Linked DNA regions of Homo sapiens: region 1 is linked to region 2. The links are chromatin contacts, found by Hi-C or POLR2A ChIA-PET in ENCODE. All regions are on one chromosome and are shown on one strand. Each heading gives the region's core, a stretch centred on a gene start or an enhancer-like site at or near the end of the contact. The rest is flanking DNA. Distances are from core to core; before and after follow the strand shown. Region 1 overlaps KCNK13 (potassium two pore domain channel subfamily K member 13). Region 2 holds the start of KCNK13 (potassium two pore domain channel subfamily K member 13).

What was found. A loop is a pair of places that touch in the nucleus more often than their neighbours do. ChIA-PET counts read pairs that join two places held with the same protein, here RNA polymerase II (POLR2A). Pooled maps may share reads with other maps.
Region 1: a loop to region 2 is called in a map of endothelial cell of umbilical vein, with 4 times the contacts of the local background. The contact joins the enhancer-like site here to the promoter of KCNK13 in region 2. A Hi-C loop is called at or near these places in 1 of 168 maps with a recorded cell type or tissue (endothelial cell of umbilical vein) and 1 of 50 pooled maps. POLR2A ChIA-PET finds 5 or more read pairs at or near these places in 1 of 52 experiments (BJ).

The regions. Positions count from the first base shown.
Region 1 is chr14:90,139,100-90,142,700 of GRCh38, forward strand. All of the region lies in intron 1 of KCNK13 (potassium two pore domain channel subfamily K member 13), which reads left to right. Among named protein-coding and RNA genes, the nearest start is that of KCNK13, 79 kb to the left of the region's middle. Within about 2 kb of position 1,357, at least 3 of the 41 ENCODE cell types and tissues checked have a DNase peak (open chromatin) inside an H3K27ac peak, as active enhancers do; they include endothelial cell of umbilical vein, where a contact is called at or near this core.
Region 2 is chr14:90,060,322-90,063,542 of GRCh38, forward strand. KCNK13 (potassium two pore domain channel subfamily K member 13) reads left to right here and starts at 1,673. Exons shown (of 2, transcript NM_022054.4): 1 at 1,673-2,218. The coding sequence starts at 1,885. It overlaps LOC124903406, which reads left to right. Exons shown (of 3, transcript XM_047432048.1): 2 at 81-590; 3 at 1,041-1,412. The coding sequence ends at 1,305. RefSeq lists a silencer at 1-365 and enhancers at 614-1,115, 1,116-1,615.

The DNA of each region.
Region 1 (3,601 bases), core at 107-2,606, 78 kb after region 2:
AGCACTGGAGATGCTAACTGGTGAGGTCCGTCCTCTCACAGAGCTTTAACTTTATCATAAATTGCATAAATACATGAGAGGTTATTTGAGATGGGGCAAGTGATGTTGAAAGCAAACAAACACAGACTGTGATGATTGAATGCAGCTGGGGAGCGGGGCAGGCTACTCTTCAGGTGGCCAAGGGTCTGGGGAAGTGATATTGAAGCTGAGACCTGCATCCAGCAGTGTGAATGAGGAATCGGGGAAGAGCATTCCAGGCAGAGAGAATAGCAGATGCAAAGGCCCTGTGGTGGGCCAGCATAGCTAAGGCACAGTGAGCAAGGGGGAGAGTGTGATGAAATGGGGCTGGGGGTGAGGCAAGACTTCGAGCATGCGGGGGCCCTGTAAGGCAGTGAGGAGGTGGAGTTCTTTCCTTTTGTACAGCGTGGTGCCGTTGAAGGATTCTAAGCAAGGGAGTGATGAGATCCAATTTATATTTTTAAATGATCACTCTCATAATGAAACATTAACAATTTACTCTGACACTGGGAGGAAACAGTGTTGTACGTGAGCAAGAAAAGAAGCAGAAACATCCGATAGGGGCTGGGTGCGGTGTCTCATACCTGTAATCCCAGCACTTTGGGAGGCCGAGGCAGGTGGATCGCTTGAGCCCAGGAGTTCAAGACCAGCTTGGGCAACATGGCAAAATCCCATCTCCACTAAAAATACAAAAATTAGCCGGGCGTCATGGCACACGCCTGTAGTCCCACCTACTCGGGAGGCTGAACCATGAGAATCGCTTGAACCTGGGAGCTGGAGGTTGCAGTGACCCGAGATCACACCACTGCCCTCCAGCCTGGGTGACAGAGCGAGAGTACGTCTCAAAAACAAACAAAAAAAAATTCTGCTAGGAACGTGCACAGTGGTCCAGACCAGCAGTGAGGTCTTCGACTGTGGGGTGACTGTGCAGATGGCAGGTAGTCAGATTTGAGATTTTGGGATGCAGGACCCACCATTTCAGGGGAACCAGGCAAATTATCATGAAAGAGACTGGAGACGTAAGGGTTAAAACAGGCCCCTTGGCTTTGGGGTTCGATGTTGGAGTGTGGTTATAAGAACAGGGAGAAAAACCACACCTCAGAGCCTCTGAGCCATCATGCAAGGCTCCTTAAATTCAAGAGGTGGATTCTCCCAGTGCCTGTTCTCACCTATAAAAGATGTAAGAGACTTGTTCATTTCTTCTGGTTCTTGAAGTCCTACCACGCATCAAAAACATTCTGGTTCTTGAAGACCCATTGAGAAGCAATGAACATGAACATTTTAACGTACCGTACTACAAGGCAGTAATTTGATACTGGGGGAAGAGGGAACAAAGGAATGGTGCTATTAACTGTTCAACATTGGTGCAGGGCTGGGGACTGTGAGTCATCATCCCTTCCAGACGAGTCCCCTCTCTCTAAAGAGAGAAATCTGGTACTAAAACTGGACAAGCACGGAAATAAATTGAAACCCATTTCATTTTAATGTTGCGCCCTTGAAAATCCCACAGGATTCCCTGTAAGATCCTGCTGTACCCTCCGAATTATCTGAGGAAGATTAGTCATGCCCCGTAGAGTTTGCGGGTTAAGGATTTGGATGGGAACTGCGGATAAATGTGCCTGTGACTTCTGTAAGTTTTAAGTTCCTTGATGAGAAATAAATCAGCAAAGGTCATTGTCTCCCCGGGGCGCAGTGGATGTTTTAATGATCATTCCTCTGGCTACTTTTGGCAGAATTCAGATTAAGGAAGTAAATGATGGCAACTTAAAGGCAACATGTGGCAGAGGGGACCTGAGCCCCCCACAGCTCTCAGCCACCCACTCTCACATTAGGGGAAGTTACGTTGTTTCTCAGCTGACCAATTTAAGCTCCTACCCATAGCGAATGAGAAGGAAGGGCGTCACTCCGCCACCTGCCACCCCATCCCCTGGAAATGGGGGTTCTCCTGGACACTGTAGCTTCCCCAGGTCAAAACCAAGAGAGCTGGACCCTGCTAGCAGCCCTTCCTCCTCCATTACTTGCCTGTCCCTCAGGAAGTGACTCAAAGGTTGACTGCATTCCCAGGAGGGTTTGCCTTCAATGCAAACACACACAAGAAAGTGGCGTCACAGTTTGAGGCTTGATAGTATAACCAGAGCTATTTGTTTTAAACCATAGCTCTTATTTCTTGCAGCTTTCTTGAACTATAATTGACATACAATAGTCTGCACATACTTGACAATTTAATGAGTACACAAATGCATACAAATACATGCATTCCTGAAACCATCTAAGCGATTTAGGTAAGGAACAGATGCATCATGCCCAAGCATCCTTATGCCCTCTTGGGTTTTTTTGTTTTGCTTTGTTTTGTTTCTGAGATAGAGTTTCGCTCTCGTTGCCCAGGCTGGAGGGAAATGGCACGATCTTGGCTCACTGCAACCTCTGCCTCCAGGGTTCAAGCAATTCTCCTGCCTCAGCCTCCCGAGTAGCTGGGATTATAGGTGTGCACCACCACACCTGGCTAATTTTGGTATTTTTAGTAGAGACGAGATTTCACCATGTTGGTCAGGCTGGTCTCGAACTCCTGACCTCAAGTGATCTGCTGGGCTCGGCCTCCCAAAGCGCTGGGATTACAGGTGTGAGCCACCACGCCCAGCCTTATGCCCTCTTGGGTTTTTGTTTTGTTTTGTTTTTTGGGGGGGGGGACGGAGCCTTGCTCTGTCACCCAGGTGGAGTGCAGTGGCGCAATTTTGGCTCACTGCAAGCTCCGCCTCCTGGGTTCACACCATTCTCCTGCCTCAGCCTCCCAAGTAGCTGGGACTACAGGTGCCTGCCACCATGCCTGGCTAATTTTTTTTTGTATTTTTTTAGTAGAGATGGGGTTTCACTGTGTTAGCCAGGATGGTTTTGATCTGCTGACCTCATGATCCGTCCGCCTCAGCCTCCTAAAGTGCTGGGATTACAGGCATGAGCCACCGTGCCCAGCCTTATGCCCTCTTGTAGCTCACCCCTCCCTTCCCTGTCCCCAGGTAACTAGCGATCTGCTCTCTGTCACTACAAATTACTTTGCATTTTCTAGAATTGTACGGAATTGGAATTGCACAATATATGTTCTTTTTTGATTGGCTCCTTTCACTCAGCATAATCATTTTGAGATTTATTTATATTGTTACATGCATCAATAATGTGTTTTCTTGTTTTGGCTGTCCAATTCTTTTTTTTTTTTTTTTTTTTTTTGAGACGGAGTCTCGGTCTGTCACCCAGACTGGAGTGCAGTGGCATGATCTCGGCTCACTGCAAGCTCCGCCTCCCAGGTTCATGCCATTCTCGTGCCTCAGCCTCCCAAGTAGCTGGGACTACAGGTGCCCGCCACCATGCCCAGCTAATTTTTTTTATTTTTAGTAGAGATGGGGTTTCATCGTGTTAGCCAGGATAGTCTCGATCTCCTGACCTCGTGATCCACCCGCCTCGGCCTCCCAAAGTGCTGGGATTACAGGCATGAGCCATTCTGCTCAGCCTTGGCTGTCCAATTCTTTAAGCATCATTTGTTAAAAACATGTTTCATTTCCAAGTGAATTGCCTTGGCACTGTAAGGGAGGAA
Region 2 (3,221 bases), core at 423-2,922:
GCTCCTAGCCCTTCTGTCTCTGCTCCTGGTGCGTAAGGGCGGTGTGTGGGGCTCTGCGCCTGAAACCGCTCTCTCGGAAGGTGGGAAGATGCCCACGTATCCATTCCTCTCCGCGTACAGATTCGCTCCCACACGCCCGGGCGGGTGATTCCGGAGGGCCGCGCGGGGCTGTGTGCGCGGGCGGGGGCGGGATGTGTCTGGAGGGGGCAGAGCGCCCTCTCCCGGCCCCGGAGGGCCCACGCGGACCGGCTGAGCGTCCCACCAGCCGGTTCTGCATCCACTACCCAGATCTGCGCGCCCTGGTGGGAGCACCGCAGCCCCGGGTCGGCCCTTCGAACGCCGAGCGTCTACCCGCGGAGACCAGCGCAGGAGGCGGGCCCGCGCGCAAGGAGGCGGGCGACAGGGTGGAGTCGCCGCAGCTGGCAGCCGCACGGCTCTACCTGTTGCAGCGTCGGAGCGCGCCCGCCTGAGAAGGCAGAGCGCGGTGCGGACCTGTGCTCCGCGCGCCGGCTGGCAGGGCAGGGCCGCGGCTGCCAGGAGGCCCGGGAACAGTCCCGACGGAGCGGCGCGGAGAGGGCGCTCCCCGGAAGGTGAGATCTGAGCGCGGCAGCGGCGCCAGCGCCCGCTACAAGGCGGGGTCTCGGGGAGGGGGCCCCGGCGGTTTGCTGGAGAGCCTTGCTACTGTTCTGCATGAGGTGGGGGATGCCTTCTGCGCGGACCCCGCGTCCAGGCAAAACTCTGGAACGCACTAGGCAGCCAAGCCCGGGGGGAAGAGATGGAACGCTCCAAGGTCAAGGTCTCCTGGCCGCGGAGCCCTTCCAGCCCCCAGTGTTTGGCCTCCTCTCCGGAAGCGGGGCTGGCTCGCGGTGCGCGCTTGGTCCGGGCGGAGCCTACTAGTAGGCGCAGAGGACGCCCCCGCGCAGGATCCAGAGACCAAGGGCGCTCTGGCATGGTCAAGGCGAGGGAGGCTGCCCGGGGGAGAAGCCCCTAACTTCCTTTGCTCCCTGTTCCAACCTCCCTTTCTGGTCTCCTCTCTCCAGCCCGTCCGCCCAACGGATGCGCAGCGTTGGGGCCCGGCCGGAGGTCGGAGCCCTCGGACGCCGCAGCCCTCGGACGCCGCTCAGCACAGCCCCTCTCTCCGTGCGCCCGCCCTGGACCCCCTCCATCCCTAAGCCCCGGCAGCCGATTCGGAGACTCGGGAGGCCACAGGCTCAGCGCGACACCACGACCACAACTAGGAGGCACCATCGTCGATCTACCTGGGGAGGCACCTACAAAGCCAGCAGACTGACACCCGTGTCCTAGCCGTCGGCGGCCTGCGAAGCGATAGTCAAAGGAACCAGGACCCAGGACCCCGGCGCTCTGCTTACCCGCAGACCTCCGGACCGCGCCCCCCCCCCGCCGCCCCGCCCCGCCCCGCCCCGCCCCGCGACCGTCTCTTTGCGGGAAACTCGAGTTGGCTCGAGCTTGCCCTGAAGACGCGCCACGCCCCCTCCCCTATCTGAGCCGGACAGGGAGCCGGGGTGGAAACTGCGCCCGCATCCCAGCGCCAAGCAGACGTGAACTCTGCGCCCGTTCCCCGGGACCTTCAGCGTTAAGGAGAACTCCGAGGAGAGCAGGGGGAGTGGAGGGGAACGGCGGCGACAAAGCGGATTTGAAACTAGGAGTCAAGGAGGACGTGGGGAGCTGGCGCCACAGGAGCTACCGAGGCGGCGGCCGGGGGAGCCTCGCGGCCTGCGGGAGAGCCCGGCGGTCATGGGCGAGCCGGCGGTGGGGCGCCCGGGAGCTGGCTGAGCGCCGGGGCCCTTATTTCCCGGGGGTGTGGGCGAGACTCCGCCGACGCCCGGTGCCGTGGGCCTGGGGGCTGCCCCCGGGGGCCCGGCCATGGCTGGCCGGGGTTTCAGCTGGGGCCCGGGCCACCTGAACGAGGACAACGCGCGCTTTCTGCTGCTGGCCGCGCTCATCGTGCTCTACCTGCTGGGCGGCGCCGCCGTCTTCTCCGCGCTGGAGCTGGCGCACGAGCGCCAGGCCAAGCAGCGCTGGGAGGAGCGCCTGGCCAACTTCAGCCGCGGCCACAACCTGAGCCGCGACGAGCTGCGCGGCTTCCTCCGCCACTACGAGGAGGCCACTCGGGCCGGCATCCGCGTGGACAACGTCCGCCCGCGCTGGGACTTCACCGGCGCCTTCTACTTCGTGGGCACCGTCGTTTCCACCATAGGTAAGTGTGCTGGCCGGACTCGCTGACAACCTCCGGGCGGCCTCCACTTCCTCCGGGGGGCAGGACCGACCCTCTCATCCTTTCATTCATCCATCTGGGCGCCCAGCCAGACTCCACTGACATGAGCTGTCGCCTGATCAACAGGTGGTATTGCCTCCCCGCTGCTCTAATGTGGTCCAGGCACCGGCAGCTTCAGCGTCACCTGGCAGCTTGTTAGAAATGCAGTCTCAGTCCCCTCTGCAGACCTGCCGAGTCAGAATCTGCATGTTAACAAAGTCCCCAAAGGATTGGAATGATCCTTAAATTGGAGACGCTCTGCTCTGGGAGATTTTCAGTCTAATGAAGGAGACACGGCTTGAGTTCATGGGGAAGAAGGCTTTTACAGATAGGGACAGGAAACTAAACATTTACTGAGTCAGTCAGAGGGGAAGTGCAGATTTTAAAAGATTCTGCCCTCGACTTCACACTTACCGAGAAAAAATCAGAACAGCAGACTGAAAGTGAGGAAGCAAAAGTGCCAATGACGGTTCAAAAGATGGAAAATTTTCCACCAGGAAGAACCAGGGAAGTGACCTTTGGGCTGAATCAATTCGTGTTAGGCATAACTTGGGTTTGGGAACTGAAAGCGCGGTTGCACTCTAGAGTAGGAGAGAATCGCACTCAGGGGCCCCATGAGCTGGTTGGAGTGGTGGAAGGAAGACTAGGAAGGTCTGCTGGCTAATGGGATGGAGGCGGGGGTAGGACCTTCACTGACAGACTGAGGAGCTGGAATTTACCTAGAGGCACCTGGGAGCCATTGAGAATTTTTTAGCAAAGATGTAGCACAGCTACAATCAGCTGTGTTTATTTCCCAGCAGAAGGAAAATGATTTGGGGGAGTCTGCGCCACACCCCTAAAGATTGTTCATCCTTGAAGAATAATCAAGTGATTAATGGGGGTTAGGGAAGATGCTGTAGAAATAAATTCTGAGGGGGGCAAAAAGAGACCTGGAGCAGGGGAGGGA